Regions from separate parts of the Mus musculus genome. Here region 1 is linked to region 2. Evidence: chromatin loops called from intact Hi-C (ENCODE). Cell type or tissue: heart. All regions are shown on one strand. Each heading gives the region's core, and the rest is flanking DNA. Links, peaks and the distances in the headings are about the cores only. Region 1 has its middle 18 kb from the start of Parp8. Region 2 holds the start of Gm6416 (predicted gene 6416).

What was found. A loop is a pair of places that touch in the nucleus more often than their neighbours do. Peaks named below come from ENCODE experiments on the same cell type or tissue, not always from the same donor. Only the 100,000 strongest peaks of a DNase experiment are listed, where the experiment ranks them.
Region 1: a loop joins it to region 2, with 3 times the contacts of the local background. A loop is called at or near these places in 2 of 42 quality-filtered maps.

The regions. Positions count from the first base shown.
Region 1 is chr13:117,034,924-117,051,771 of GRCm38, forward strand. It overlaps the pseudogene Gm29767. Among named protein-coding and RNA genes, the nearest start is that of Parp8, 18 kb to the left of the region's middle. In heart, for the core only: no CTCF peak of the experiment used is centred there; no DNase peak of the experiment used is centred there.
Region 2 is chr13:117,119,743-117,136,590 of GRCm38, forward strand. Gm6416 (predicted gene 6416) reads left to right here and starts at 10,283. Exons shown (of 4, transcript NR_046023.1): 1 at 10,283-10,320; 2 at 10,415-10,522; 3 at 10,708-10,751; 4 at 14,711-16,142. In heart, for the core only: no CTCF peak of the experiment used is centred there; no DNase peak of the experiment used is centred there; H3K4me3 peaks cover 523 bases; H3K27ac peaks cover 1,329 bases.

The DNA.
Region 1 (16,848 bases), core at 5,165-10,164, 85 kb before region 2:
CATTATAGCCTTGTGACTTTGGGTATTCCCACAGCTTGTGTCAAACAATAGGTTATGTGAAGGTACATGAGAGGGAAGAAGGAGGAGGAAAGGAGAAGAAGGAGAAGGAAATGGAAGAGAAGGAGAAGAAGAGAAAGAAGAGGAGAAGGGGGAGGAAGAAGAAGAGGAGGAAGAGGAAAAAGAAGTGGAAGACAGCGACTACACTTGAAGTATGCATTTTTTGGCCTGACTTGGTATCTTGTACTCCTGCCAGTATGAGAAGAAAAACAAGACTTAATCTACTGGATCCCAGAAGAAAGAGTGAGCTACATAGGGCAAAGTGGATCCAAGTTACAATGGGAAGCAAGAGCAGCCTAGCCCCTCTCAGATCACGGGCTGACACTTGAGAGAGGAGCCTGTGACACAGCAGAGTTTGGAGGGGCCTTGTTACTCAGCACTTTTGTAGCAGTTTCTACTGACACAAACAGTAAAGACAAAAGAAACCAATCAAATGCTGGGGAAAGGCTACAAGACCACACCTGAGACAAACGAGAAACTTAACTGTCCTTGAAAGGAAATCCCACATAGTAATCTTTCTGCAACAATGTCTCAACACCTCCCCGTGAGCTCTGGTTCTGTCATGCTCAGTTTGCGTTTATAAACTGAAGGGAGACTATGAAATCACTCTTTATAAAGTCAGATTCTTTATAAATCTGAATAGTTGTGTGTCATAGTGTGGAGACCATAGCAAAACACGAACAGTTCTATTCTCTGCATGTTGATGTCCTGCATGTTTGTATTTTTTTTTATTTCATTTGTAATGACATGGATTATTGGCGTTCTTTTTGGGGGGGGGTCTGGGAGGTCAGGGTTTCTCTGTGTAGCTTTGACTATCCCTGAACTTGTTCTGTAGACCAGGTTGGCCTCGAACTCAGAGATCCACCTGCCTCTGCCTTGAGAGTTCTGGGATTAAAAGAGGCATATTTCTTTAAAATTATACAGACGTCAGATTTTACTGACAAGCTCTTTTTTTCTCTTCTGGAAAGCTTTGAGGCTTGAACCTGCAGCCTCCTGTATGCTAGACAAAGGCTATCCCACTGAGTTACAGCCCCAGCCCCAGCTGGCAGAATTTTAAAACATTTGAACTTACTTTAAGAGAAGCTAACTGCCCAATTTCCAAATAATAGATTTTTTTAAATGATTACTTTTTTCCTCTTGATGTGAATTTCAGAACACAGCAAAAGATTAAAAAAAAATAGCATTGTTGTACGTCACTAACTTCAATAGTTATTTTATACTACTGTATTTTCTCCAACAACAACAACAGAAGAAAACCCTGCCAGCTTCTGTTTTTCTGATGCCTGTTTAGATGCTGTGAACTGGGTTCCAGCAGAAAGCTCTGCAAAGCCCAAAATCCAGCTTTCTAGGGAACAGGGATCAACGACAGGGAGTGCTTCTTCCACATGAACTACTTTCAATTGCTTGTATCCAGTGGCATTTTAGGGAGATCACTGGCAGGCAGAGACACACCGCAACCTCCTACTAAGGGGTAATCTGATTGGAGGGGAAGTTCACCCTACGGAACAGTTGGGCAACATACTCTGCAATGCACAGGAAGGCAGAAGGCAGCTCTCTAGGGCTCTGGGTACTGCTTCTTGACGCAAGCCTTTTCTGCAGCATGTTTCATTCCTGAAGAACCATGAACTAAACAAACCTCTGTTCTTTTTCACTGTGAGATTGGTGGGTATGGGATCCATTCAGGCTACACCCGGAGTCTCTAGTGTCTTGCCTGACTCTTGACTTCAGGAATTATAGACACATGCCAGTAAGAGAGATGGCTAGCGCTCTAACTCCAGATTTAACTCTTCGTTTTTATAATCTATCTGTACCCATTCTCTCTCTCTCTCTCTCTCTCTCTCTCTCTCTCTCTCTCTCCCTTTATTTAGTTAGTTAGTTAGTCAGTTAGTTTTTTTTTTTTTTTTGAGACAGTGTTTCTCTGTGTAGCCCTGGCTGTCCTAGAACTCACTCTGTAGACCAGGCTGCCCTCCAACTGAAAATTCTGCCTGCCTCTGCCTCCCAAGTGCTGGGATTAAAGGCGTGTGCCATCACTGCCCAGCCCTCTTTGATTTCTAATATAAAGAATTTTAGATTATTTATGTGTCTGTGTGTGTGTGTGTGTGTGTGTGTGTGTGTGTGTGTGTGTATGTTTTTGTTTATAGAGTGAGAAGATAGAAACCATGTCTATTAGCAACCCTTTATTTAATACAGCTCCTTGTTTTATGGTGCCTTCCAACCATAAAATATTTCCATTGCTACTTCATAACTATAATTCTGTTATTACTATTGTATTAGTCAGGGTTCTCTAGAGTCACAGAACTTACAGATAGTCTCTATAGTAAAAGAATTTATTGATGACTTACAGTCAGCAGCCCAATTCCCAACAATGGTTCAGTTGCAGCTGTGAATGGAAGTCCAAGGATCTGAGTAGTTACTGCTAGTTACTCAGTCTCACACAGCAAGCAGGCGAAGGAGCAAGAGCAAGACTCCCTTCATCCAATGTCCTTATATTATCTCCAGCAGAAGGTGCAGCCCAGATTAAAGGTGTGTTCCTTAAACTCAGAGATTTAATCTTCTGGAATCCATAGCCACTATGGCTCAAGATCTCCATAACAAGATCCAGATCAGAAACTTCTATCTCCAAGCCTCCAGATAAGGGTCACTGGTGAGCCTTCCAATTCTGGATTGTAGTTCATTCCAAATATAGTCAAGTTGACAACCAGAAATAGCCACTACAATCCACCCCTTGTCAACTTGACACAAATAATATCTCATGTTCACATGAAACAATAACAAGGTTGTGAATACGCCTAACATGATATAACTATCCCAATTATACATTCTGGAACTGGGGAAATCACCACAGGATGTGTCCAGGGACCTACTGTGAGTCGGACATCAGTCAAAACTCCATTAATCACCTGCCCTCCATAAGCCCCTACTTTAACTAGAGGGCCACAATGTTTCTTGGGATCTCCTGGGATCAGTGTCAACTCAGAACCAGTATCCTGCAGACCCCAAAAAATCTGATTTCCTTTTCCCCAGCGTACAGTTACCCTTGTAAAAGGCCGTAGGTCCCTCTGGGGAAGAACTGGAGAAAGGGTAACAGCAAAACCTTTGGGTGTCTTATCAAGATCCTTTCTCAGCAGAACCTGGCCACCCCTTCATTCAAGGGGTTCCGGATCTGCAAACTGGCTCAAATCTGGAAGTTGATTCACTGGCCGAGATTGCTGTTTACCACTATCTAATGTAGCCTTTCTTTCATTTGTTTGAGAATTTTTCTGCTTATACAGATCAAACAAATATGCAGTAGGCTTCCTATGTATTTCATTCCTGGAAACACCATGATTGATTAGCCAGTACCAAAGGTCCAAGTGAGTCATGCCATTATAAATTTCACCTCTCCTGTGCTGACCATTACTGGGTACGTTATTATAAACATTCTTTTGTCTACGCTGTCCATTATAACTACGATCACTTTGTCTCCAGCGATTCAATGCTGCCACCTGGCCCTTGTTACCTCTGAATCCAACTAAACCCAGTGAATTTAATTCATCTAATTGAGCAAAAGCATCTCCAATGCTAAGATCTGGCACAAGGAAAAGGGAAAGAATAAAACCCTTCAAATGTGCTGGTGCCCCTCTCACCAATTTGCGTCTTATAGAGCTGGTAAAGGGCATATCTTCTGGACCTTCCCATTGTGGACAATTAGGCTTTACACAATAAATCCACTCTAGCATTGCAATTTCCCTAAGTCTTAAAATCCCTTCATCAACACTAAGCCACGGAATATCAGGCATCTCCAAGTCATTTCCAGTAGGCCATCTTTTGATAAACACCTCAGCCAACCATTCAAACAAACTTTTGACACCTTTTTTAACTATGTGAGCGTCCATATTAAACCTAGAATCTCCACTCAGGGGGCCCATGTCAATAAACTCAGCCTGCTCTAGTTTTATGTTCCTTCCACCCTTATCCCACACCCTTAAAATCCATTCCCACACATATTCACCAGATTTCTGCTTGAATGAATTATCAAACTCATTAAGCTCCTTAGTAGTGTAGCGAATTTCCTCATGGACTACACTTTCTACCTCCCATCTAGGAGCCTGTTTTGCTTTGAGTCTGGTTACAGGTCTAGAAGAAACTATTGGTGGGCCTTGAGAAACAGTAGTGAAAGTCATTGCTGGTTTATCAGGCTCTGCAAAATTAATTTCCTCATGTGGGGAAGGCATTATTTCAAGGGGTGGGGCTGAGGGTACTGCTTCCTCAGGTGGGGCAAACCCTTGAGAATCTGAAGATTCAAAATTCTCAACTTCAACATGGTCTTCCCACACATCCCCGTCCCATGTTATAGGATCCCATTCTTTGCCAATTAGTGCCCTTACCTTAACTGTTGACACACTCTGAGGCTGAGACTTGAATTTTCGCTGTAGTTCAGCCAACCTTACAATGAGGGTTTCAGTTTGATTTTCTGCAACTTGAGCTCTATTGCTGCAAGAGAGAAGATTCTCTTCAAGGACACACTTAGCAACTTTTAGATCGTTTACTTGTGTCTGGAGCCTTTCAATTTTATCACACAACTCCTTCCTTTCATTCATCATTTTTCCCCAGATACTAAGAGCAGCCAGCCAGTAAAATCATTTTCTGATTTTTTTCCCCATCTTGTAGAAAGCTTTGTGCACGGAATCACCTAATTCATTAAGAAAAACAAGGGCATTAGTTTCTTTAAGTTTGAAATATAGTTTCAACCATGGGTCTTCAAAATTCTCTGAGCTCCCAGGAAGGAGAGAATCTGGAGAGGTTTCAGTAGTTGAAAATGCTGGTGGATCAACAAGCCAATTCCAGTATTTTAAAAGATTCATCCTTGTACTTCTGTTACTCTAGAACCACTCCAGGTACCAACTTCTGTATTAGTCAGGGTTCTCTAGAGTCACAGAACTTACGGATAGTCTCTATATAGTAAAATAATTTATTGATGACTTACAGTCAGCAGCCCAATTCCCAACAATGGTTCAGTCGCAGCTGTGAATGGAAGCCCAAGGATCTAGCAGTTACTCAGTCTCACACAGCAAGCAGGCGAAGGAGCAAGAGCAAGACTCCCTTCTTCCAATGTCCTTATATTGTCTCCAGCAGAAGGTGTAGCCCAGATTAAAGGTGTGTTCCACCACACCTTTAATCCCAGATGAAAGGTGTAGCCCAGATTAAAGGTGTATTCCTTAAACTCAGAGATTTAATCTTCTGGAATCCATAGCCACTATGACTCAAGATCTCCATACCAAGATCCAGATCAGAAACTTCTATCTCCAAGCCTCCAGATAAGGGTCACTGGTGAGCCTTCCAATTCTGGATTGTAGTTCATTCCAAATATAGTCAAGTTGACAACCAGGAATAGCCACTACAACTATGAATCATAATGCAAATATCTGATATGCACAATGTCTGATATGCCTTCCTCAAAACTGTTTCTAAGCAGCTAGGATGAGGGACTTAAAGTCTGTGCCCACAGTGACACACCTACTCCAAAGAGTTCACACTTCCTAATAGTGCACTTCCAGGGCCAAGCATATTCAAAACATCACAAGGATCTAGTCAAATTCTCTCTCTCTTTAAATAAATATATTTTTTATCATTTTTAATTATGTGTCTGTGTGTGAGTCTGCATGTAGATATGTACACATGAGTACAGGTAACCTCAAAGGCCAGGTGTCTGATTTCCTAGAGATTATATAGTTGTGAGCCACCCAACATGAATTATGTGAATGTAACTCAGGCCCCCTGGAAAAGCAGCAATTGTAGTCTATTGCTGAACCATCTCTGCAGCCTTTGGTCACGCTTCTCGACTGTGTATGGTTAAGGATGATGTATGTAAAGATAGGGAAACCCTAGAACTCTATTCTTTCAATACTCTCTTTCAAGTGCTAGGATTAAAGTGTCATTTTGCTCCACACAACTGAGGGATTAGACTCTCCTCCTAGGAACAAGCCTCAGTAGATGGGCGAAGGATTCTCTGTATCTCTGATGAATTGGGAAAGTTTTATTCTGTTTGCTTTTTTGTGTTTTTGAGATGAATTCTTACTTACCTGAGACAGTTTTTAACTTTTGGTCCTGCTGTCTGCCTCAGCCTCCTAAGGACAGAGGGCACAGAAATACCAACATACTGGGCTGACTTATGAGTTCTATTTATACTGGTGTTTATTAGCCATGAAATGTGAGTGGCATAATCCAGAGAAGGTCACAGCAAGGCAAGATGCAAATGAGAGAGCTGGAGCCTGAGAAGACAGACCTAGGGACAAAGAGCCAAGGTGTCATCTTGCCTGCCAGGCCCAAAACCTGTCCAGTGTTAGTGTTTGCTCCAGAGTCAAAAGAGAAATGCCTCTAAGGGGCTTTCATCAGGGAAATCTGCAAGTTCACACACTTAGATAGATTAATGATAAACAATATAAATTTGTTTATGTGGCACTTCCTTCTTTTGTTTTGTTTTTGAAAAAGAGTCTTGCAGTACTGTTCTCAAAATCCTAATCTTCCAGTCTTAGCCTCCCAAGTTCTGGGATTTGTTGTTGTTGTTGTTGTTTTCTTTTTAATCTGAATTTGTACCTGGAGAGGTGGTTCAATGCTCACGAGCATTTGTTCTTGCAGAGGATCCAGGTTTGGTTCCGTACCACCAGCATGGCAGCTCAGAACCTGTACTTCTGTCCCAGGGATCTGATGTGTTTGCACACTCATGGCTCATGGTTCACACACAGTGAGATCCATACAGGAACACATCAAATAAGATAATAAAATGTTTACAAAAAAAATAAAATCTAAATATCAAGAAATGTCACATTTATTATCAAGAAATGAAACAAAAGTTATCTGTAGCAGATTAGGAGATTAGCTTAAAATTCTTCTGTTTTTCATATTTTTCCTTTGTTTGAAAACATTTTTTCCCTCACATAATATATCCTGACTACAGTTTTTCCTCCCTCTACACCTCCCAGCCCCTCCTCCCCTCTCCACCTATCCAGATTCTCCCCCTTTCTATCACTCACTAGAAAACAAACTGGTTTCTAGTGATAATAAGAAAATGAAATATAATAAGATAAAACAGAAAACTAACACATCAGAATTGGACAAAACAAACAAAAAGAAAAAAGGAGAATGTACAAGAAACAGAGAGCCACTCGGGCATTCCATAAAAACACTAAACTGGAGACCATCGTATGTATGAGAAGGATCTATAGGGTAAAAAGAGAGAAAATAGATAGATAGTGTCTTAGTCAGGGTTTCTATTCCTGCACAAACATCATGACCAAGAAGCAAGTTGGGGAGGAAAGGGTTTATTCAGCTTACACTTCCATACTGCTGTTCATCACCAAGGAAGCCAGGACTGGAACTCAAGCAGGTCAGGAAGCAGGAGCTGATGCAGAGGCCACGGAGTGATGTTCTTTACTGGCTTGCTTCCCCTGGCTTGCTCGGCCTGCTCTTTTATAGAACCAAGACAACCATCCCAGAGATGGCACCACCCACAATGGAACCTCCCCCATTAATCACTAATTAAGAAAATGCCTTACAGCTGGATCTCATGGAGGCATTTCCTCAACTGAAGCTCTTTTCTCTGTGATAACTCCAGCTTGTGTCAAGTTGACACAAAACTGGCCAGTACAATTTACCTCTTGTCAACTTGACACACAAACACATCACTAGTAAGCCTCAACCCTTAGTTTCTTATTCATCCCCAAGATCTAAACAACTTTAAAAGTCCCACAGTCTTTACATATTAAAAGTTCAATCCTTTTAAAATATCCAATATCTTTTAAAATTCAAAGTCTCTTAACTGTGGGCTCCACTAAAATATTTTCTTCCTTCAAGAGGGAAAAATATCAGGGCACAGTCACAATCAAAAGCAAAAATTAAACTCCAATTGTCCAATGTCTGGGTTCGAACTCACGATCTTCTGGGCTCCTCCAAGGGCTTAGGTCACTTCTCCAGCCCTATCCTTTGTAGCACACAGCTTTTCCTCTAGGCTCTAGATGCCTGTATTCCACTGCTGCTGCTGTTCTTGGTGGTCATTCATGGTCCTGGCATCTCCAAAACACTCTATGACCCCTTCAGTCTTGGGCCATCAATTGCAACTGAGGCTGCACCTTCACCAATGACCTTCCATGACCTCTCACAGTGCTGAGCCTCAGCTGCTCTGCATGACCCCTTCATGCCTTCAAAACCAGTACCACCTGGGTAACTCTTACACATTACCAAGTCCAGCCACAGCACAAGGTACAACCATGGCTATCTCTGGAACACAGCCTCTGTGCTCTCAGAAAACATTTCCCAGAAGATGTCACCTCAATGATGTTGGTCTCTTCTTAATCAACGCTAATTTCTTAGCTCCAGCTAACCAGCATCAATAGTCCCAGTAATGCAAAGTTTTCACTTTAGTAGTTCTGGTATCTTGTTAATCACAGCTGATTCTTCAGCCCCAGCTAACCAGAACCACAGAATCTTCACAATCAAAGTAACAATGGCCCTGATAAGAGTCTTTAATCTTCCCTCTGAAATTTCACAAACTGGGCCTCCATCTTCTGCACTGTTCTCAACCTTATCTTCCAAGCGCCTACACAACATCTCACAGAGCTCTTAACAACAAATGGATCTTGTAGCTCAAAGTTCCAAAGTCCTTCTACAGTCCTCCCCAAAACCTAGACAGGTTGTAACCCAGAGTGCCTTCTTGTCCCTAAGACCCTAGAATATAGGGGTGAAGGCTCTATGTTATGTTGTCACCATCTTGACTTCCCCATGATCAATGAGTTGTGCAAGTAGTATCCTCAGAAGCCTTGCTGACAGTTTGTGGAGAACAACCTATATCTTTGGCAACAGCCTAGTTTGTTTAGAGTTCCTATGGAAACCTTTGGGCCAACAAACACAATTAGCTATAATCCAATTCTGGTACTGGAAGCTTCATTTGGTGACAAGAGTTGGTCAGTTGGGACTCTGCCTCCCTTATATTTGGCAATTTCATTTAGATCATATATGTATGTATTTTAGGAAGTGCCTACTTTGTTAGGTTCCATACCACTCTTCAAATGGCCTTTAATTTTAGTTCTCTCTTCCATATCCCTTCCTTCATACCCTCTTCCCTCCTCTCACCATTTGATACTCCCATGTCAGCTCTCCCCCATCCATCCATATCTATGTATTCTACTTTCCTAAGGAGGTCTATATATCTCTTCCTAGTCCCTTACTGTCTATCTAACCTCTGGTTCTATAGATTGTAGTTTGATTATCATTGATTGACTTAACAAGCAATATCCACATATAAGCAAGTACATACCATTTTTGTCTTTCCTCATCTGGGCTACCTCACTCAAGATGACTTCTCTCTCTCTCTCTCTCTCTCTCTCTCTCTCTCTCTCTCTCTCTCTCTCCCATCAATTTACCTGCAAGTTTCATGCATAATACTCCATTGCATAAATGTATCACATTTCTTTATCCATTCCTTTGTACAGGGATATCTAAGTTGTTTCCAGTTTTTTGCTATTATGAATAGAGTAGCAATGAACATGGTTGAGCAAATGTCTCTGTGGTAAGATGAGGTGCCCTTTAGGACACTTCAAGAGTAGTACAGCTGGAGCTTGAGGTAGAACAATCCCCATTCTGTGGAGGAATCACCACACTGATTTCCACAGTGGCTGTACAAGTTTGCACTCCCACCAGCAATGATGAGTATTCCCACTATTCTACGTCATAGCCAGCATGAGCTCTCATTTGTTTTATTGACTTTAGTGATTCTGACCGGTGTAAAATGAAATCTCAAATAAGTTTTGATCTGCATTTACCTGTTGGCTGAGGATGTAGAATGTTTATGTAGGTGTTTCTCAGCCATTTGAGTTCCCCTCAGTTGAGAATGCTCTGTTCAGATCTGCATCACATTTTTAAATTGGTTATTTGCTTTCTTGATATCTAATGTTGGGAGTTCTTTATATATTTTGAATATTTGCCCTCTATCAAATGTATAATGGATAAAAAATCTTTTCCCATTTTATAGGCTGCCACTTTGTCCAAATGAAGGTGTCTTTTGCTATTCCCAACCTTTTTGTTCATAAGGATACATTGATATTATGGTGTTCTGTTCATAAAGTTGTCTTCTGTGTCAACAAGTTCAAGCTATTCTCCACTTTCTCTTCTATCAGGTTCAATTTGTCTGTTTTTGTGTTGAAGTTTTTGATCCACTGGAGTTGAGTCTTGTGTGAGGTGATAAGTATGGATCTATTTGATGTCTTCCACATACAGTCATCCAGTTTGACACCATTCATTGAAGAGGTGTCTTTATTCCAGTGTATTTTTCTGGCTTCTTTTTAATCAAAAATCAGGTCTTTTATAGGTGTGGATTTACATCTGGTCTTCAAGTTATTGATCAAGGTGCCCATTTTTGTTCCAATACCATGCTGCTTTAATTTCTCTACCTCTGTAATACAACTTGAAATCATGGATGCTTATACCTCCAGAACTTATTTTATTATTCAAGATTCTTTTAGTGATCTTATTGGTGGGGGAAGGTCTTTGTGTGTACATATGAGTATGTGCTTCCATATGAAGTAAAAAATTTCTCCTTTCAAGAAATGTCAAGAGTCAGGTTGGAATTTTGATGGTAATTACATTGAATCTGTAGACTGCTTTTGGTAACATGACCATTTTTACTATATTAATTTTCTTGATCCCTGTTGTACCATGGGCTGTTTCCTCCTACCTCAAGCTCCCAGAATAATGACTCAGACTCAAAGTCTATATTATATTCTTTATTAAATTAATTTTATTTAGTGTGTGGGGGGATGCCTGCCTGCACATGGACAATGGAGGGACATGGTACGTGGGAAGATCAGAGATCTTTGCAAGATTTGGCTCATCACAGAGATCAAACTCATGTTTTCAGTCTTGGTGGTAAGAACCTTCACCCAGTAAATCGCCTCACAGGTCCAAGTCAGGTTTCCTTTTTAAAATTAAATGTATCGATTTATTGCATGTGTGTATGCTTATGGGGGGATGTGTGTGCCCTGATATGCATATAGAGATCAGGGGACAACTTGCTAGTGTTGGCTACCACCTTCTCCTGCTTTGTAGGTCCTGAGGATCGAACTCAGGTAGCCAGGCTTGGCAGCAAACATCTTTATTTTTCTGAACTTGACTACCTTGTTGGGTCTTAAAAATACTTCTTAAAGCAATTCTAATGCCAGGGCCTCTCTTCCCATTGATGGCCGACTAGGCCATCCTCTGCTACGTATGCAACTATAGACACACACTCTGGGGGGTACTTGTTAGTTCATATTGTTCTTCCTCCTATAGGGTTGCAGACCCCTTCAGCTCATTGGGTACTTTCTCTAGCTCCTTCATTGGGGGCCCTGTGTTCCATCCAATAGGTGATTGTGAGCATCCACTTTTATCCTTAGTATATTTTACAGAATATTGTTATTTCCTGTTTATTCTTTATTTTTTCAGAGGGGTTACTCCCAATAGATCTGAGAATTTGACTTCAAAACTCATGGAGGGTTGTATTTTGACTGACAACTAAAGAACATGTTCCGATTCCCATCCTCCCCCTGATTCGTTAAGAGAATCTTAGCATGTAGCCTGTCTATCCCAAAACTATGTAATACAAACTGGCCTTAAGCTCAATATGATTTTCTTGCCTCAGCCTCCCCAAGTCTTGGCAAGGTGAGAGAGAGAGAGAGAGAGAGAGAGAGAGAGAGAGAGAGAGAGAGAGAGAGAGAGATATCACCATACCAGACCAAATTCAGATTTGTTTTATCCTAGAAAATCTCAATAGAATTATAGCAAGTTGAATAAGATATTAATTAAAAACGAAAACCATATAAAAATCCAAACATAGAAACTCTAACCCAGACATTTCCAATAGTTGAGCTGGCCATTCATTCTTTAAAAATCACCTATTTTTCATTTGAATCACATTACCTTTAATTCTGTAAATTGGATGTCATATGCCACCAGGCGAACTGCTGTGAGTAATTACACTGTTCACTGCTGAGTAATACGACTTCATCCTCAAAGCTAGGCCAACAGCACAGGAAAATTGCACGACTAGGTCTCTAGGCACTACCTCTTCTTCAGGGAATCACAGCAACCCTCCTGAGAGCTAATGCATCCTTAATCATTTATAGGTTCACTCAAGACCCATTGGAGACATAAGCACATTAGCTCAGCAGCTAAGGGAAACACTTAAAGACAGTAGCAGGGGACATGTCAGACAGAAGAAGGTGGAAAAAAAAAAAAACCTGTAGGAGATAATACAAACGCAGACATTGCCTGCTCTCTGCAATCTTCTGAGCTCTGGGTTAGACTTGGCAACTGTAGACCATACTGCGTAAGGGCAATACCACATTAGGCTGGCTGCAGAACCTAGGAGACTTTAGAATCTCAGAGACAGAGCCTGATAAGCAGCGAACATGCAGAATCTACTTAAGCAGCTCTTGGATGAGAGGCAGGTTTAGTTTTTAGTAAATCTTTGTTTTGTTTGTTATTGGTTTATATGGGGTTTTTTGTGGTTTTTGTTTTGTTTTGTTTTGTTGAGGCACACTCTGACTATATTGATTGCACTAGCCTTGAACTTGAAGCAATCTTCCTCCCTCTACCTCTCAACTATCAGGCTTATAGCCGTGCATTCTCATGTTCTGCATCCATCTTTACTTAATATAAACCACCTCCTTGTCTTTAATAAACAAGCAAATGTTAATAGATCATAATGTAAAATGATGCAAACACTAAAGATATTAATATGTTCTTTTCAGACATCTATTTTCTTCTGTCCTTTGTGGGGGGGGCGGGAACTGACTCATGTGATGATCTCTGGGCCACAGCTAGACGTGTAAGCTGGTTATGAGCTAAATATTTATGCATGTTATATCTTATGTATAATATACAGCTGTATAGGTAAAACATAGCATGTCCTAACTATATGAATCTAAAATTTACTTAGAATATGCTTATCCTTGGGCATATAGGCACATGTGAGATATAACACCATCCAAATGAAGAAATGTCATTTTGTCAGGTGAACACATCTTGGGGCTCAGGTTTCTGATTTCACTATGGGTGACTGAAATGTAAACACACAGAATAGGCATTGTGCTGGTCTCTAAAGCCTCAGAGATTCCCATTCGCACATTCCTCAACAACCTAATTATTAATCCACACATTTGAGAAGGATCTCCTGTCCATCTCTCAATCATGGCCACCAATGCAGAAAGGAACATATGCCTGCAACTAATCTAATCCAAATTTTCTACTTAATCTCTCTCTTTCTCTCTCTGTCTCTCTCTGTCTCTCTCTCTCTCTCTCTCTCTCTCTCTGTGTGTGTGTGTGTGTGTGTGTACATGCTCTGATGTATGTGTGGAGGTCAGAGGACAACTTGCAGGCGTCATTGTTCCCATTTCACTACGTGAATTCCAGAGATCAAACTTAAGGTCACCAGGCATCCGCCAATGCCTCTACCCACTAAGCCATTTTTTGTTGGCCCTATCTTGAATTTCTAAATGTCAAACGTGCAGGAGCCGATGTGTCCGACTTCCGCAGTAAATACATTTACCACAAACATATTTAGTCATTTGTGGAACTATTGAAATGGCTCCGGAGCCAGACTCAAAACTAAGCAGCCAGGAAGTGCACCCCCAAACCTAGCGAGGAAACCACCCCACCACCAGTGAGAAGCAAGCAGCCCGCAGAACAGCAACTGTGAGGCTTGCTCAATCCTAAGCCAACTGCTAAACCACCCTTACAACTCCCACTTGTTCTTGAGACAACAGATACTTTAGCAGCTGTTACACTGCCTGCACAAGAAACAGAGAAAGCATAACTGAATCTGTTTCATTTTTATTAATTCCCAAGTCAAAATGCAGTACTGGCAAACAGATTGACAAAACTGAAATCATATGTTTGTACCCTAGCTGCAAAGGAGGCTGGGGAAGCTAGCATTTGGCATTTTAGCTTCTAAAGCAGGCGGCGTTTTCTAAACTGGTGCACTAGGGAATTCCTCAGAAAGAAAAAAGCCTCAAATGAAAACAGATATTCTTGCTTTGGTTTGCTCAATAACTATACAGACCTTTCCTTTTAAACTAAACATGAAAGACCCAAACTTTCTCCTAACAGAAAGAAACCAATTTTTTTCCCCTTGTAACTGAACATCATCTCCAAATTCAAGAACTCTGAGTGACTTGGCAATGTATGTCAACACATGCCAGGGATGCTGGCAGCTGAGAGGTGGGAGCTGGAGAATCGAGAATCCAAAGTCATCCTCAACTGCATGGGGCATCTGAGGCCAACTGAGCTACGTAAGACCCTGAATCAAAAGGTTCATTTCTCTAAGTCCATCACTGTACTGCCTTGATACTTAACCATTCCTAGCATGCCCTGTATGAAAGAGGTGGATAAAAGAGCAGATGGAAGACTGGGAAGTATTGGATTCTATAGCTATGTGCAAGACAACAGAAGGACACAAACATCAATCCTACCTTCTTACTTCTTTACCAGCGGTTTAGCATGAATGGCCATTTGGCTTCAGCTAAAAAAGTCCGCTAATCAAAGTTGCATCTATGTGCTGATAACCTAGTGATATGATCTTGCTTTGGCCACTGTTTATTCCTTAAAAATAAATAAGAAGAGAAAGGAAGGAAGGAAGGGAGAAGGAGGGAGGGAGGGAGGGAGAGAGAGAGAGAGAGAGAGAGAGAGAGAGAGAGAGAGAGTGAGTGCCGGTGATTAAAGCCAGAGACACAGTGGGTAAAGATACCTGATGCCAAGCCATGGTGACCTGAATTCACTCCCCAGCGCCCATATAATGAAAAGAGAGAACTTAACTCCTTCAACTTGCCCTTTGACCTCCACACTTACACTGAAGCATGCACATACCATGGCAGGTGCATACCAGTAGGCAAGTAGACATACAGACACATGCATGCTCACATACATAAATGTAATAAGATAGAAAGATTTTAAAGCAGGCCTTGAACTCCTAAAAGGGCTGGGATTACAGGTTGTGCCACCATGTCCAGTTACAGACTCTCTCTGCTCTGTCCCTGATTCTGTCTGTCTATCTGCCTCTCTCTTTCTCTCTTTCTCTCTTTCTCTCTCTCTCTCTCTCTCTCTCTCTCTCTCTCTCTCTCTCTCTCTCTCTCACACACACACACACACACATTTAAATTGAAAATATACACCACAGGTTCATGTGTTCAAAAACCTTGGTCCTTTAGACTCAGAGGTTATAAACAAATAATCTTAAAGAGGATTTAAAGTTGGAAAGGAATGTGGGGTGGAGGATCCCAGGGATGTTGAAGAACAGGTTGGGGCCAAGTATGGTCAAACCACATTGTTGCGTGGATGACATCCACAAAGAATAAATAACATCTATTATTTTTCTTTTTTAAAGTCCTGGTTCCTGTCTGGTGAGGAGAGGATAGAGGGCTCAGGTGATGAAATCTGGATGGAGGAAGAAAGTGACCGGAAGTAGGGGTAGATGAGCCTTTGGAGGTAAAATCCAGGTTCTTCCTCACCCTGCTCCTCATGTCCCATAAAGGGAGATGCTTTGCTCCGCCATTTGGATTTTCTCATCACTGCCCTTAAGAAATGGAGACAGACAGTTACAGAGCGGAGAGAGTGAGGAGGCTGCGTCTGGCTCCCGCTCTCACAGCCATTGCAGTACATTGATCTCCATAGAGACAGCACTGGGGCAAGCGAGAGCCTGATAGGCACTGGGAGACTCTGTGCCTTGCGGAGGAAAATCAACTAAACATGGGCAAAAGAGATCCTAAGAAGCCGAGAGGCAAAATGTCCTCATATACGTTCTTTGTGCAAACCTGCCAGGAGGAGCACAAGAAAAAGCACCCGGATGCTTCTGTCAACTTCTCAGAGTTCTCCAAGAAGTGCTCAGAGTTATGGAAGACCATGTCTGCTAAAGAAAAGGGGAAATTTGAAGACATGGCAAAAGCTGACAAGGCTCGTTATGAAAGAGAAATGAAAACCTACATCCCCCCTCCTCAAAGGGGAGACCAAAAAGAAGTTCAAGGACCCCAATTCGCCCAAGAGGCCTCCTTCGGTCTTCTTCTTGCTCTGTTCTGAGTACCGCCCCAAAATCAAAGGTGAGCATCCTGGCTTATCCATTGGTGAAGTTGCAAAGAAACCGGTGGCGGGGTGGGGGTGGGGGGGGAGGAGAGAGAGAGAAAGAGAGAGAGAGAGAGAGAGAGAGAGAGAGAGAGAGAGAGAGAACTGAATCATTCTTAGAGGTTTATCCACATCCTTTCTACCAATCTTGTCAACAATCTTTCTATTTTTTTTCCTTCCATTCCCTTAATCATCTAGACAAGTTCTTAGGCACCAGCTTTACACCTGACCATAGGACATCTCCCTGGAAGACACAGGTCTGTACAAGTCATTCCCATCTTCTCAAGGGATCGGAGAGTTGACTTGCTAGGGTTCCTTCATGGTCAGCAGCTTCTGCCACTATGTTTTGTTCTGTTGCTAGAACTTGAGTTTCTATGATGACTAGGACCAAACCAAGAGTTATTTCTAAAAAAAAAAAAAAGTTACATAGTCAGAGACTGACGTCTACCAAGACAAACCAAAGAGCACAGCAATCTGAACCAGTTAGAAATCATTCTCTTCATCTTGATAGCCACAAAGGGTGGCAGCAGCGTTATAAGCCACAAAGGAGCGACTAGGTGAAGAAATTGAAATCTCTAGAATCTAGAGACATCAAAGCATCAAAACTCACACCTAAAGCTTTGGGTGGCAGTATATCAAAAATCACCAATTTGGTGGATGTATTTTGTC
Region 2 (16,848 bases), core at 5,116-10,115:
TGGCGAGTGTCTGAAGCTCCTTCTGGAGAAAGCACAGAATGAGCAGTCAGCTGTGGCAGGTCTATGTGTCTCAGGGTCACTTACCCTCATTTGCATTCATACCACATACATGTGTTTTTCAGCATACTAACTAGAAGCTTCGCTGTTAAAGAAAAATGAAACGAACCAAATCCAGTGGGAAATCTACACTGAGTGTACAATGGTTTCCATATCTTCCAGTGACTGCAAAACTCATTGTTCCAAAGCAATTTGGAGGGTTAGGGTGTGGCTCATTTGTAGTGTGATTGTCTGGCTTGCTCCAGACCTCAAATTTAATACACAACTGTAGAAGAATTTTAATCTTGTAACATGTGGCTCTGACGAGGGATCTCATTCAAAGATATGATCTGGCCAGAATGCAGATGCTAGGATTATAGTATAATCTGGCTGGAATATAGACCGGCCCTTAGTACATACCTTTAATCCCTAACAATGAGGATAAGGTTAGTTTGTAGAAGGAAGCAGCCATGTTGAAGGTGACATCTAATTGAGGGGCAGACAAAGTGACAAATGTGAGAAAGACTTGACAGAAAGAGTCAGAGCTAGGATGTGCCCTGCTCTCACGAGAACAGCAGAGGAAGAGAGGCTTCCTTAGAGCAATAAGAGGGAAAAACAGCGGTTGCACTGGGTGTGGTGTGTGATGAGCTTGTATGGTAGTTAGTATCAGGACAGTTTTACAGAGACAGGTTACAGAGAGAACAAGCTAGACACAGGTAAAAACAAAACAAGCCAGAGAATGAGAAGGAGCCAGAAGATTAGAATGTGTTGCCAAAGTTAGTATGATGACAGGCAGAGTAATTCAATCAAAGGCTGGATTGAATCAGTCAGCTTGGAAGATTAGATTGTTCAGGGGCTAGAAGCTTCCAGGTCTAGGCCTAGGGATAGTGAGAACAAAGGAAAAAACACTCTGGGCACAGCCCAAGCCGTGTACTCACCCATCTTAGATACATTTTTCATTTATCACTTTATTGGAGGAAATAAAAGCCGCATTTATAACACAACACAAACCAAAACCTATCAAAAAAAAGAGAAGACACTTGAGGTACAATGTCCTGTTCATGAATCACCACACTATGATTCCATCCAAGTGAGGACAGGAGGTTGAGCAAAGCAGTGAATTTCTGTAGTGCAATTTAACATATTGGTTCCGAACCATCAATCACACCCCTGGTCTCTGTGGATTCCTTTCTCCTTCTTTTTGATTTTCCTTTGATTTGTCCGATATTTGCTTTTTTCTTGTTATTTGTCATCCTTGAACCAAGTATATATACACATACCTATATGTATGTATCTGAGCCAACCATACACACACACACACACAAACTTATATATGTGTCTCTGAACAAACCTTACACAAATGTGCCTATATCTGTGTATCTGAGCCAACTATACACACACATACCTCAGACCTTTATATGTATCCATGTCTTAGTCAGGATTTTTATTCTTGCACAAACATGATTACCAAGAAGCAAGTTGGGGAGGAAAAGGTTTATTCAGCTTGCACATCCACACTGCTGCTCACCAGCAAAGGAAGTCAGGACTGGAACTCAAGCAGGTCAGGAAGCAGGAGCTGATGCAGAAGCCACAGAGGAATGCTGCTTACTGGTTTGCTTCCCCTGGTTTGCTCAGCTTGCTTTCTTATAGAACCAAGGACTACCAGCCCAGAGATAGCACCACCCACAATGGGCCCTCCACCCTTGATCACTAATTGACAAAATGCCTTACGCTGGATCTCATGGAGGCATTTCCTCAACTGAAGCTTCTTTCTCTGTGATAACTCCATCCTGTGTCAAGTTGACACACAAAATCAGCCAATACAAGATATCTATCATCTATTTATCTACCTATCACCCATCGTTTTTTTTTTTCATTTTTAATTCTTTAATTTTTTAATTTTTTATTTTTTATTAATTAGGTATTTTCTTCATTTACATTTCCAATGCTACCCCATAAGTTCCCCCAAACCCTCCCCCCCCACTCCCACTTCTTGGCCGTGGCGTTCCCCTGTACTGAGGCATATAAAGTTTGCAAGACCAATGGGCCTCTCTTTCCACTGATGGCCGACTAGGCCATCTTCTGATACATATGCAGCTAGAGACATGAGCTCTGGGGGTACTGGTTAGTTCATATTGTTGTTCCACCTAAGGGTTGCAGACCCCTTTAGCTCCTTGGGTACTTTCTCTAGCTCCTCCATTGGGGGCCCTGTGATCCATCCAATAGCTGACTGTGAGCATTCACTTCTGTGTTTGCTAGGGCCCGGCATAGCCTCGTAAGAGATGCTATATCAGGGTCCTTTCAGCAACATCTTGCTAGTGTGTGCAATGGGGGGGGAGGGGAGTTAGGGGGAGGGTTTGGGGGACTTATGGGGTAGCTTTGGAAATGTAAATGAAGAAAATACCTAATTAATAAAAAATTTTAAAAAATTTTTAAAAAATGAAAAAAAAAAAGGCCACCAACAGATTGGGAAAGGATCTTTACCTATCCTAAATCAGATAGGGGACTAATATCCAATATATATAAAGAACTCAAGAAGGTGGACTCCAGAAAATCAAATAAACCCATTAAAAAATGGGGCTCAGAGCTAAACAAAGAATTCTCACCTGAGGAATACTGAAGGGCTAAGAAGCACCTGAAAAAAATGTTCAGCATCCTTAATCATCAGGGAAATGCAAATCAAAACAACCCTGAGGTTCCACATCACACCAGTCAGAATGGCTAAGATCAAAACTTCAGGTGACAGCAGATGCTGGCGAGGATGTGGAGAAAGAGGAACACTCCTCCATTGTTGGTGGAATTGCAAGCTTGTACAACCACTCTGGAAATCAGTCTGGCGGTTCATCAGAAAATTGGACACAGTACTCCCGGAGGATCCTGCAATACCTTTCCTGGGATACATCCAGAAGATGTTCCAACCGGTAAGAAGGACACATGCTCCACTATGTTCATAGCAGCCTTATTTATAATAGCCAGAAGCTGGAAAGAACCCAGATGCCCCTCGACAGAGGAATGGATACAAAAAATGTGGTACATTTACACAATGGAGCACTACTCAGCTGTTAAAAAGAATGAATTTATGAAATTCCTAGGTAAATGGATGGACCTGGAGGGCATCATCCTGAGTGAGGTAACCCAATCACAAAAGAGCTCACATGATATGTACTCACTGATAAGTGGATATTAGCCCAGAAACTTAGAATACACAAGATACACGATACAATTTGTAAAACACATGAAACTCAAGAAGAACGAAGACCAAAGTGTTGACACTTTGCCCCTTCTTAGAATTGGGAACAAAACACCCATGGAAGGAGTTCCAGAGACAAAGTTTGGAGCTGAGACAAAAGGATGGACCATGTAGAGACTGCCATATCCAGGGATCCATCCCGTAATCAGCTCCCAAATGCTGACACCATTGCCTACACTAGCAAGATTTTGCTGAAAGGACCCAGATCTAGCTGTCTTTGTGAGACTATGCCAGGGCCTAGCAAACACAGAAGTGGATGCTCACAATCAGCTATTGGATGGATCATAGGGCCCCCAATGGAGGAGCTAGAGAAAGTACCCAAGGAGCTGGGGGGATCTGCAACCCTATAGGTGGAACAACAATATGAACTAACCAGTACCCCCTGGAGCTCGTGTCTCTAGCTGTATATATATCAGAAGATGGCCTAATCGTCCATCAGTGGAAAGAGAGGCCCATTGGTCTTGCAAACTTTATATGCCTCAGTACAGGGGAACGCCAGGGCCAAGAAGTGGAGTGGGTGCGTCGGGGAGTGGGTGGGGGAGCTTGTGGGGGACTTTTGGGATAGCATTGGAAATGTAAATGAAATAAATACCTAATTTTTAAAAAAGATGTTTTCTTCTGACATCCACAGTGCACTATGGCCTGCAGACACCTGTACTCACAAATACACATCTCACACACACACACACACACACACACACACACACACACACACACATGCTTGTGCACACACTAATAAATAAAAATTTAAAACAATACAAATTTTGTAATTTATAATAACTGATTATAATTGATAACAAAATATATTTTGTGTTTAATTCTTTGCTCCTAAGTGAAAGATTTATTTTCATCAATTTGTATTATATAGAGTACTGGTAGAAATGTATAAGATGAATTTAAATAAATTTGCATCAGTAGTTCTTCAGGTGGCATGGTCATATTCGTGTTTCACTTGATACCCTATTTCATTATCTCATTTTATTTTGTTTTATCGCTTTCCCAATGTGAAGAATTGATAGTCCTAGCACTGTACACAGACATAGACATGTGTTAGGAGAAATCTAGTTGGACAGATTCCTAAATTTTCCAAATGACTCGTGGATGACAGTATTGGGAAGCCGGATTATGATACTTTTTTCACTCCCTAAAACTGACTATAATATTTAACTGCTGTGAAATGAAACCATAAATTATAATCTGAATGGTGAAGGAAGAAAAGCTGTCAAAATACAGGCAAAATTGTTAAAAATGTAAGTGGATGTGTCTGGCTTAGCTCGATTTAGACCTCTTAAGACTTCTTTACTTTTAGAAAAGAAAAAGAGCTTGAATTTTAAAGTCTAAATAGACTGAAAGAAAATAAATTAGACATTACACTAACGAGTGTCTCAGCCACCCACTTCAGCAATGTCTCCGCCATTAGTTATTTTGATTATTCGTCCAAAACTCTTAATTAAATTATATAGAATTTTGAAAGGAAGAAATAAATTTTCCAGGAAGAATAAATTTTATGAGAAGAAAATAAACTGATGGAGGTTAAATAAATACTTTATTAGAAAACTGCAATTAACACTGATAATAAGAAGACATAAAGCAAATTATGAGAACAAAGTGATTTTTCTTCCTGCTAGGCTATAAAAAATGTTTTTTAAGGGCACATTAATACCATTCTCCCTCTTAATGCATGTTTGGGCACCAGCCCAGGTGCCATTTCTAAAAGCAGTAAGCACTTAGCAGGACCTCCTGCAGAACTACATCAGGAGCATCACTAGAGGGGAGCTGTGCATTCCAGGGGAAGCAACTAGAAGCTTGTAACCTCTAGGGCTATGTGTACAGCAGAGCAAGCAGGATGCTGACTACATTGCTCCAGAAAATTCATTTCACATCAAAAAGCCATATTTGCAACCCAAAGGTTTGAATTGAAACAGCAATTAGTTGGGCTGGAGAGATGGCTCAGTGGTTAAGAGCACCGACTGCTCTTCCAGATCAGTTCCTGAGTTCAATTCTCAGCAGTCACATCTGTAATGGGATCCGATGCCCTCTTCTGGTGTGTCTGAAGACAGTGACAGTGTACTCACATACATAATATAATAAATCCTAAAAAAAAAAGAAAAAAAAAAAAGAGCAAATAGTCAAGTTTTCTACTTGACAGTTGATAGACCTCACAAACAAGATGGCAGAGAACACATACTGAAACATCCAATCTTGTGTGCACTTCTCATCTCTTCCCCTGTATGCTGCACTATAGATAGACATCCCCTTTCTGTATATATGAGTCTGTTATCTCTCTGTCATGTTCCTTGTCTTTACTTACCTACTTCTCCATCCAGATTCTTAAAAGAGAGAACAACAAAGCCCAGGGTTTAGATGTGGAGTTGCCTGACACAACGAAGGAATGTATCACATGGTTCCTGGGATTGTCACCTAGAAAGCCACGGGCACATAAAGCCTCAGCACCTGCATGGAGCGGGGACCCAAGTTTTCAAGACCGACATGTTGAGCATGGGACCTGAGGTGAAGACAGAAGATAGTATTCTTGAAAGTGATGAAAAATATTAACAGAAAAGTGAATAATTAACAAAAATAGAGCAATTACAATGCAAGCCTGCTGAACCAGGACTATGCAACAGATAAATCAAAATTACAGACTGGTAGAGTTACTGGGACAAAACTTTCCCAATCTATAATTCTGCTTGGAATAGTTCAATGGACTAGTTAAGAAAGTGATAGATTAGATAGAAGAAAAGTATTAAAATAGCTAAATTTTATTAACAGTCTCTAGCCAGACACATATTTTAGAGCATGATTCCCCAAACAAACAGAAGGTTTATGCTTTGTAAGGATTTTAGACATTCATATAAATTAAGGGTTTGGCTAAAATCTCTAAGCTGACTACGATTCTCAGAGCTCAGCTGCTAAAGCACTTCTGCCTCTCAAGCAGGAGGAACACCTCTAGCATGAGGACCTGAGTGGGCTTTGCTCCTGGAGGCTATGCGAAAACCCCAGGCATGGGAGCCCCTGCTTGTAATCGGAGTGGTAGGATAGTGGAGACAGGAGGATCCCTACAGTTCCCTTCAGTTCAGTCTATCCTGACCAGTGATTGACTCTGTCTCAAAGAAGGTCAGCAGCATCCCTGAGGATGACACTTGGGGCTGTCCTCTAGCCACCAAACACATGCATATGCACCTGTACACATGTATACTCATAAGCTTGTATGCACATACACGTAGAAAGGTTCTATAAGTTTATAATCAAAGAAGGTAAACTAGAAACAAATAACCAAAACTATCTAATCATACCCAGCAATTTTGGAAATAACATATTGCATTGCTAGGTGATACTCTACTAAATAAATTCGGTGGAACTTTAAAAGTATTTGAAAATCATAGACAATAGACAATAAAGGCACTCTGTACCCTGACTGGTAGTTTTCAGTCAATGTTTGGATAGAAATTTTATATCCACTAATTGAAGGATAAGACAGGCAGAGCAACAAAATGTAGCATTCACTTCAAACAGCCACAGATGTTGGAAGACTGCTCATGAGTTCAAGGTTGACCTGAGCTATCTTGTGAGTTCCAGACCTACTTCACTATGGAAGGAGGCTCAAGTTTATAAAAAGCCACTGACATAGTAAACAAAAGAGGAAGAAATTTTAAATGTAAAACTAGAAATGAGTGAAATAGAAAATGCAGGACTAAGTAAAAATTAGAAATGAGAGTCAATAAACTATGGGCTAATTCACTGAAAGGAGAAAATACCCATTCTTGTAAGAATGAAACCTTCAAGAAGAGGGAAAAAAAACAGTAATAGCTTGGGACATTTGATAGATTTTATAAGAGAATGACACATAAATACGGATTGATAAACTTTGAAACCATAAGCGAAATAATTTTCTTTTAAGAAAACCAAACCAGGAAAAAACCATATGCTCACAAATCTCCCTTAGAAGTCCTTCTGCAAAATGTCTGAATGGTAATAGTGCCTGTGAGGGTCAGCCTTCCATGGCAGGGATGGAGGGGTGCAGAAATAAGACCAAGAAAAGTATAAACAAGACAGAGAGCCTCCTCCTGTAGGTCCACACTGGGTATCTGGGTTTCAACCTAGTGCCAACATATGGTGAGGTGTGTGTAACACAATAAAGTATGATCCCACTGCAGCCCAGGGAAACTGAGGCATTCACGAACAAATTCTCATCTCTTATATGTTTATCATGATCATCTCTTAGAGACGGTAGTTTTCCGCACAGGAGCAGTAAGGCCTCACCACTCTTCAGCTGGTGGCCTGCACAGCGCAGATGAGTTAGCGTTAGAGCATTAACAGCCTTCATCATTAGGCAGCAGAGGGAACACAACATTGGGAAGATCCGTCATAAGGTGTGCCCCTTTGGCTTCTCTGTCTCTTGGGGGCCAAGAGTGCCTTTCCTTATTAGTCACTAGATAAACCATCTTAGTGATTTAGAGAATGTGACTCACGAGTAGGGTAAGATTTCTTGGGCTACAAAGAAAAGAAGTGCACGTGATAGGCAGGAATGATGATAAACAAAAAATTGGCAAGAGAAGAGGAAGCACGCTGCATGTTCTCACACCAAAGAAGGATGGCGCTGGCTCAAGCAGAAGGCTTGACCATGTGTGGCAAAACATTCCAATGGAAGGTTCTGGTGACATTTTAGAAAGCTAAATCCTCAGTAAAGTCAAAGGTAGATTTTTTTTTTTTTTTGGAGCAAAGTGCTGAGGTAATTGTGGAGTAATAGAAAGTGGACTGGTTGCAATGGAGACTAGGAAAAAAAGATAAATATGGGAAGACAGCCATAAAAAAAAAAAGAAAAGAAAACCTTCAGAACTGAAAGGTGTTTCAGAATATCAGCCGCTTTCCAGCCACGCTCAGGTACCTGAAATGGAAAGGAGAAGTGTCTTATGACACAGGGCTAGTTAGTAGCTGTGACAGGAATAGATTTTGATAACTCGGCTCTAGGCAAGCGCTATTTTTAAATTTAGAAGTGCCTTCTTCCATGATAAGCAAATGATTGAATTGTCGTTACGTTTAGGATTCTCTTCCCCTTTCGGGCTTGAAGCTTAAGAAAGGAAGTAAGAAATAACTGCCAATCTTTCTTCTCACCTCATAATTAAAAAACAACAACTTGATAACAGGCTAGACATGATATCGGAAATCAAATGATGACTAAAAGATACATGTCTTCTTTTCAATCTTACTGATTGAGAAAATTAAACATGTCCTGACTGCGAAAATTGAAGAGCTTCTCAACAGATAACTGGGCTGAGACTGAGTGTGCTTTATCCCAAGTGACAGCAGGGTTTAAACGTAAGCTGGGGCAGCCTGGGGCTGGGAGACAAGGACCATGTGGACTTGATCTTCCTCTGCTTATGTGTGCAGAAGTTAGACTTGATTCCGAATGTAATTTATGAACTTACTCCATTTAGCCACATCTCTCCTCTTCCTGCAAAGTATATACTTCACAATTAGGACACAATAGAAACTTCCTAGGTGCTTAACTTCGGACAATTTGATTAATTTCTAAGATGCAACTGTACATAACACCTGCATCGTATTTATAATGTTATATAGTCAGGCAAAGTTATTTTTAAAAGGGAAGTCACAGAGTACTATTTGAATGTCTGGAAAATATGCATAGATACGTTACTTGGTTCCATAAATAAATGACATTGCAACCTTTGTCTTTTTTTAATTAAGTATAAATTATGCAACCTTTTTCTGTAGAGATAGTTACATATCTTAAAATGATCCTTGTTCTTAGTTATTCACGAGAGTGAGATTTCCCCCTTCTCATTTTCTTCCTCTTTAATAATTAGAGTTTATTTCATGTTACTGCTGGCTGTGTTATGTGATTGTTGCCTATTTGCACTTGGGCACATTAACTTTTATTGCTATATGTAAATATTTTATTACATATTTTGAGAGTAGAGAACAGAAGAGTAAGTATTTAGCAAATGCTGGCTTAATAGTGTGTGTAAACTGAGGTAAATAATTATGTAATAATTCCCACTTACAGACTATTAACAACAGTACAGTGTTTCAAAAAGAATTATATATGGAATAATACTTTTGAACATATTTCCCCTCCAAATTATTAATTCATGGGTAATTGAGGTTAAATTATTTAAAACTAATATTTGTTCAATCCTCAGTGTGAGCTGGGGTGTAAGGTATGCTGGAGATTTCCCTGGAAAGTAGGTTGGATGTGATCTCTTCTCAAGAGCACCGCTGTGGATGTGACAATAGAGGATAGGCATGGTTTTCATTTAAGTGGTCAGGGACAGTAGCACTGAATAGAGCCACAGTGGAGGCTCTAAATAGAAAGAAAGATGGGCCAGGTGGTGGTGGCGCACGCCTTTAAACCCAGCACTTGGGAGGCAGAGGCAGGCGCATTTCTGAGTTCGAGGCCAGCCTGGTCTACAAAGTGAGTTCCAGGACATCCAGGGCTACACAGAGAAACCCTGTCTTGAAAAAAAAAAAAACAAAAAAACAAAAAAAGAAAAGAAAAAAGAAAAAAGAAAGAAAGATGGAGTCCCACAAGCAATGGAAACTCCAACTAAAAAGAAAGATGGTGTGCCACAAGCTGGCTGAAGCCCTTTGAGGAAGGAGTCAGGGGCAGAAAACGGAGTGACTAATTGTTACTAACAGGTTCTTTCATGAATCTAATTCAAAATTTTGTCCTCTCTGTAAATGGCATTTTGAGTCTGCAGACTGCCAAGGTTCAAGGCGAGTGAGAAGGGGAGCATTTCATTATTAACCCATACCATTTGAAAACAGACCCAAGACTGAAGAGATACTTACGGGAAAAATACACAAATTCCAATAAGAAGCCGATCAAAGTCACTTCTCAGCAGGGAAATGCAAATTAAAACTGGAGGAGATGACAGGCTCACAAACGCGGCTATAATTAGGAAGACTAACAGTATTGCATCGTTTGGATTTGGAATGGTCCCCAAAGGCCTGAGTGCTAAGAAATTGGGCTCCAGAGTGTCACTGGAGGGAGACTGTGCAGACTTCAAGAGGTAGAGTCTTGTGGGAGATCTTCCCAGCAGTTGGAGGATGCCCTTGAAGGGTCTGTGAAGAGCTAGGATTTTTTTTTCCTGTACTCTTTTACAGCATAGCCAAGGAGAGGATGGTTTTGATCTACTGCCTGAAGACATGCTGTGTCACCACCAGAGCCCAAACAACTGGACAGAGCCAGCACCAACCAAAACCTACAAAGCTGTGAGCCAGAATAAAACCTTACTCTGTGTAAGGGAGTTGCTTTCGGTGTGTGTTCCAGTGGTGTGACTCTAATGCAGAGAATGTTGAGTAGGGCTTGAGGCAGCTAGAACTTGCCTATTGCTTCTGGGTGCAATTATTTTAGAAGATAACTTTTGTTAATTTCTTTTTTCTTTTGTTGTTCACAGATCTGGTTTATCCCTTCCCAGAAGACAAACTGCAACCAGATGAAGTGAGTATAATATCATGAATGATTGTCTTCATAAAACGTTCAGCCGAGATGGGGATCACTTGGCCTTCATCTTTTTGTTATCTCCCAGTTCAAACTGCTCACATCTCTTAAGATCCAGTATCCTCTTGATCTGCCGCTGAGCTCTGCACACTGGAGCCTCAGTAAGCGTATTCTTTATAGCTTTAGCCTGCAGGTGGATTCCTCTCTCAACACTGCTCTCACTGGGCGGGCAGAGAACCCCTGGCCTTTGGTATCATGTCACAGTTTGGAGATGGTGTTCGTTATGTTTCTTACAGAAAGTTTAGCTATATTTAGAAACAATTCCCCATTTTGTGACAGTGGTATCATCACAGAAAGCTTTTTGATTTATTTTTTAACAGAATCTCATCACGTAGCTATGGGTAGCTTAGGACTTGCATGTAGACCAGGCTGGCCTCTAACTCAGAAATGTGCAGGCCTCTGACTCCCAAGTGCTAGGATCAAAAGTGTGAGCCATCACTCTTGGCAATTTATCTCTGTTTCTTACAAAGTTAACCATACACTTAAAATATGATATAGCAACTCCACTCATAATTATTATCTAAAACAAATGAGCATATATGTTCACAGAAAAACCTGCCCACAAATGATCATCCCATTATTGGTGGTAATATATCAATATATAGTGCAATATTACAATGGTATATTAGTCATGGAGAGAAATAAACTACTTATATATTCTATTGTACTGTGTGGAGCTCAGAGTTATCCCTAAAGAAGCTACTGTGCACACATATGTGGTGTGTGATTTCTATATTATTTATATGGACATATAGAATGGAAAAAATGGCTTTGCAGCGATATAAAGTGAAGGCTGGCAAGGCCAGTCCTTGTCTGGGGCGAAAGACAGAAAAGTACACAAGAGGAAGAACTGTCTAGAGTGTGATGCAAATACACCAAACAGTCTCGGTCATGTTAGGGGTCACATGAGTGTGGGCATTGCTCAGGACTCACTGACAGGGGCACATGTTGGCACGTGTAAATTTCACCTCAATAAAGTTCATGAGGATGAAGAACTAGTGATTTCTTTTTCTTGTCTTTCTTTTTTTTTTTTTTTTCTTACTGTGTTTCCAGAGTACAGTAAGTGAAATATTTCCTTTCTCCTAAAAATATTTTTTGTTATTTCAATACCTTTTTACCAACTGACTAGGGGTGTTTCATTGTTTTTTCATTTGTTTGTTTTAAATAAGTTATTTCATGTATCTCAGACTGGCCTCAAACTCAGTCTGTAGCTGTGGATTGCATGTATCACCAACCTGATTAATGTGGTGCTGAAGATTGAACACAGGGCAAGTATGCTAGGAAGCATTCTACCAACTGAATGATGAGACACAGCTATGAGAAAGCCTCTAAACTAGACTAATTTACTGACAGTAAAGAGATTGTGTCCGCATTTTTAAAAATAAATGGATTTGAAGCATTACTCTAGAGTGTGTGCGTGTGTGTGTGTGTGTGCGTGTGTTTAAATACATGTGTATACCCGGGTTTGTGAAGACCTAAAGTCAACCTCCGACATCATTCTTAAGGAGTTGATTGTGTTGATTGTGTTGTTTTGTGGGACAGGATTTGACCTTTTCAGACAGGATAGACAGCCTATATACATCATGGGCTATAAAAGTCACCACTGTATGTATGGCTTGTCAGGGCATGCCTGGTATGAGGACACCCTTCCCTGTGGACAGTGAACGAGGGCTGTGTTGGAGCCCAGCTGGCACCAGCTAGCATGACACCAGAGTGACAGTGACAGTGGAAGACTCCAGGAGCAGGCTCAGAATCTGAGAGGCAGGTGTGAGCATGGGCTCCTGGGCAGGTGCATGACACCCACACTCTGGAAGACAACTAAGCATTTGTCACTGTGGAGGACTTGTTTACTCTAGTTTGGAGGAAATGTGGTGGTAGCAGATGAGAAAGGGAAATTTCCCCTCACAAACTATTTTGGGAAGGGAGTTTACCCTTTTGAGCTATGTGTGTTAGTAAGCACACATTTATCCTAAAGAAAAGACAGGTATTCCTCACAAAAATTGAAATTCGATTTATTTTAAGAGCATTGCTGTGCTTTTTCATACAATGAGTCTATTTGTGATACTTTATCAAACTATAAAACAGTAGAATCCAAAAACTCATCGGTAAAGATCAATATGAAGGATCTAGCTTGACCACATTTGTAACTCAATCCTTAACAGGAAGTAAAAAGCAAGAAAACCACAATGTAGCATCATTTTTATATATGTAAGATGCTAATTTAATAACAGACCAGAAAGTAGAGACATGGAATACTGGAGGTGGAAATGTTTAATTAGGAAGGGAGTGTCAGGGTTGGAGAGATGTGTGAATGGGGGGGAGAATAACACAAAACAAGAGGTGTATGGAAAAGCCATATGGAAACTTACTATCTTGTAACCCAAATACAGAATACCAGAGAGAGATGGAAGGGAGATGCTCTGAATATCTACTTAATGCTTTTCATAGCAGAAGTGGGTTACTAAACAAGTCCTAGTCCCAGGTATGGGACTCCTCAATTAGAGTGCGTCACGAAAGCCCCAGAGCCCCTAACATAATGCAGATTCTTGTCAGCCATCTTGGATGTCCACCAGAACTAGAGGGAATGAACTGCTTAAGATACCACGTGTTTGATTGTAGTACGGAGTAAAAGCAAGATGGGACTGAGCTAGAATCTTGCTCCTTGCTGGCTGGTTTTACAGTGCTTGGAAGAGCTACGTGGGCTTTTGGAAGAGAAAAGGAATCTTTGGTTTGGTTTGGTTTGGGTTTTATTTTGTTTTGTTGTTTTGTTGTTTTTTTGTTTTTGTTGTTGTTGTTTTCTGAGACAGGGTTTCTCTGTGTAGCCCTGGCTGTCCTGGAACTCACTTTGTAGACCAGGCTGGCCTTGAACTCAGAAATCCTCCTGCCTCTGCCTCCCAAGTGCTGAGATCAACGGTGTGCGCCACTGTGAACCCTACAAACCATAGAACCAATATGCCAGACAAGTATGTATCCATCTGTGCAATACCAGCATGATTGCTATGGAGGCAACCAATCACCTTATGATTGGATTTATGGCCTGCTCCACAGTAACTGATGTAGAGAACTCATGTCTGATACTGTAAGCCTGGTTGGCAATCTGTGCTTAGGAAGACTGTAAGCCCAAAGAAACAACAACTACTGTTGTTTAACCAAACTGACATAGACCAAACTACATTTTAAATATCTATGTTTATACCCACAGACAAAAGCCACTCTCTGTGTTAGTGAGAGAACCTTGTCTTTGTAGCAAATGGAAGTAAACACAGAGACTCACCATTGCCCAGGATGCTGAGAACAAATGATAGTTGAGGGTTCATTCCTAAACAAGATATTTACAGCATTGGAAAACACTGTAAAAGAGGGGTTGTGATTATGTCAGAGTCAGGAGATAGGGTGAAGGACTGATAAATGCCACCCTCTAGACTAAATACAGCTATCACAATGGTGAACTCACAATTCGTTGCTTGCGTTAAACCCACATAAGACTTAACTTGCCAACTGTGAGGCATGGAGGGAGGAAGACCTGGTACAGCCCAGTTTTGATTGCTGCACAATTGGCTTTTGATAGATTCTCAGAGTCATTGACTTCAGTTGCATGCCTATAGCTGAGCTCACCAGGTGCTAATAATGGATAACTTCAAACCCATGAGCACACAGATGGCCCCAGTTAAACTCAGTGGGTCACAGAAGAAAGTGAATAGATATAAATATGAGAAAGAGATGTACAGGGGAGGGAACAGACAAACATGGGGAATGGGGAGATGGGAAAGGGGAGTGATGTCAGTCATGTTATATACATATATAAAATTGTCAAGAGAATAAATTAGTATAAATAATTTTTAGTAATAACAAATTATTTATTAAATTGTTTGTTTTTGTTTGTTTGTTTATTGAAACAGGGCCTTATTGTCATCCAAACTTGCCTGGAACTAGTTAAGGATAAACGGACTCTCCTGTCTGTACCGCTGTATGTCACCACTGTGTGTCACCACACCCAAGCTTACTTAGTGCTGGAGATTAGTCCACTGCTTTCTGTCTGCCAGGCAAACTTTCTACTCCCTCAGGAACATCCACAGCCACAACTACAAAATTGTGTTCATTGTGAGTCAAGTACTCTGTATATATAGTCATCATTCTTCCGGTCCAAGATCACCTAAAGTTGTCATCTTTTTTTTTTTTCAATTGAGAATACATTGGTGGAAAACACCCAGTTTCAGATTTTTGTGATGGGAAACGTTGTCATCTCAAGAGGAAATTCTCAGTCACATGTAGATTGCCTTGGAAAAATAGATTCCACTAAATATCTTTACATTATTTAAATGATGTTGTTTGTATAAGTACATTTATAATGTTCACTATTTTCTGTAACTTGGGGAAATGAGGCATAGAAAGACAAAAAGCAGAGAGGCAAGGCTACAAAAGGTTGAGAGACTGAAGAAAGGGTCTGCAAGCTGGAAAATCGATAACTAGCTGCTATTTATTTCTCCCCAAAGCCCATTTTATTGCAAAGCAATTTTTAATCTGTATTTGACCTAAAGACCAGTGAAGGAAGAAGAAAAATACTTTTTCTTCAGTTACATTAGGGCTACCTCAATTGTGTTTAATTCCAACATACAATTTCAATTTTGAGATTTACCAAGTGGGATTCCTAGGGTAGAGATTGATGGTCATTTGGCCTCTTTTCTCAGTGGTTCAGTTGGTTTTGCAGAAAACAAGGACTCTTGTTTGATTTTCACTGTGCCCCATGGATCAACTCCATTTCCATAATTGAATATTACAGTATGGGTATGTCTCTTCACCCCCACAGGTGTGTGCATGTGATTCTCTGCAACACCCACATGACATCACCAACCTGTTTGACTATAAAAACCCTGGATGCCTTCCTGGGCAAAGTATTGATCGTGAATAGCAGAGAAATTAAATTTGTATCTTTATCATATTAAATCTAGATGAAATTATATCATCTGTTGTTCTGTATTATAAATTCTGAGTGTTTGTACATTGATCATGCTGAGAATTATACTTTGAAATTGGGTAGAAAAGTCCTTAATGATTTTTTTTTTGTGACATGTTGGTAATTAAATAGTGAGAAAAATAATTCCTGGACTTGAAAAGCAAGGTAGCAAATGAAGGTTTTATGCACAAAATAATATCCTGTCACCTTCTGCTTAAACAGCACAAATATCTGTGGAGCTACAAAGGCTTATCAGTACATTTTAAATGTTTGATTATTTACAGATATTGAATATCTCAGCTGTTTCAAAAGAACAAAACAGTTAACAAAAATGTGTTCATTACTTAGCTAGGAAATAAAATAATTAGAATATAATGAATGCTGAGTGTGCTATCATTTTATCTACCGTGTGTACTCGCGTAAGTGGGCATTCATGTGTCCGTGTGGAATGGTGTGTGTGGAGGTCAGAGGACAACTTCTTTGAGACAGTTCTCTCCCCACCTCGTGGGTTCTGGGAATTGAACTCATAGCTTCAAGCTGGGCAGAGGCACTTGCATGCTCAGGCATCTCACTAGCCCCCAGTTATGCTCCCAGTGGTCTGTGGCATCATCCTTCTCTCACCTGCTGAGGTGACGATGACAACCTTATGAGATTGGTGTTTACTATTGTCATGGACGCCAGATGACACATTTACACACCTGTATGCACACTTATTTACTGAAGAGGCTTTATTTGTTGTTTGTTTATACTTTTAATTTTTTTAAGACAGGATTTCTCTGTAGGCCTGGCTATCCTAAAATTCACTCTGTACTCCAGGCTGGCCTTGAACTCAGAAATCTGCCTGCCTCTGCCTCCCTGGAGCTAAGATTAAAAGCATGCACTGGCCAGCATACGTAAACGTTTCAAAGATTCTACTAAAAGATACTTTTTTCTGCTGAGGATGGTAGTGTATGCCTTTAATCCCAGCCCTTAGGAGGCAGAAGTAGATGGATCCCTGTGAGTTCAAGGCTGGCCTAGTCTACAGAGTGAGTTCCAGATCATGAAAAACCAAAAAAGTATTTTTTCTGTTTTTGTCTTGTTTTT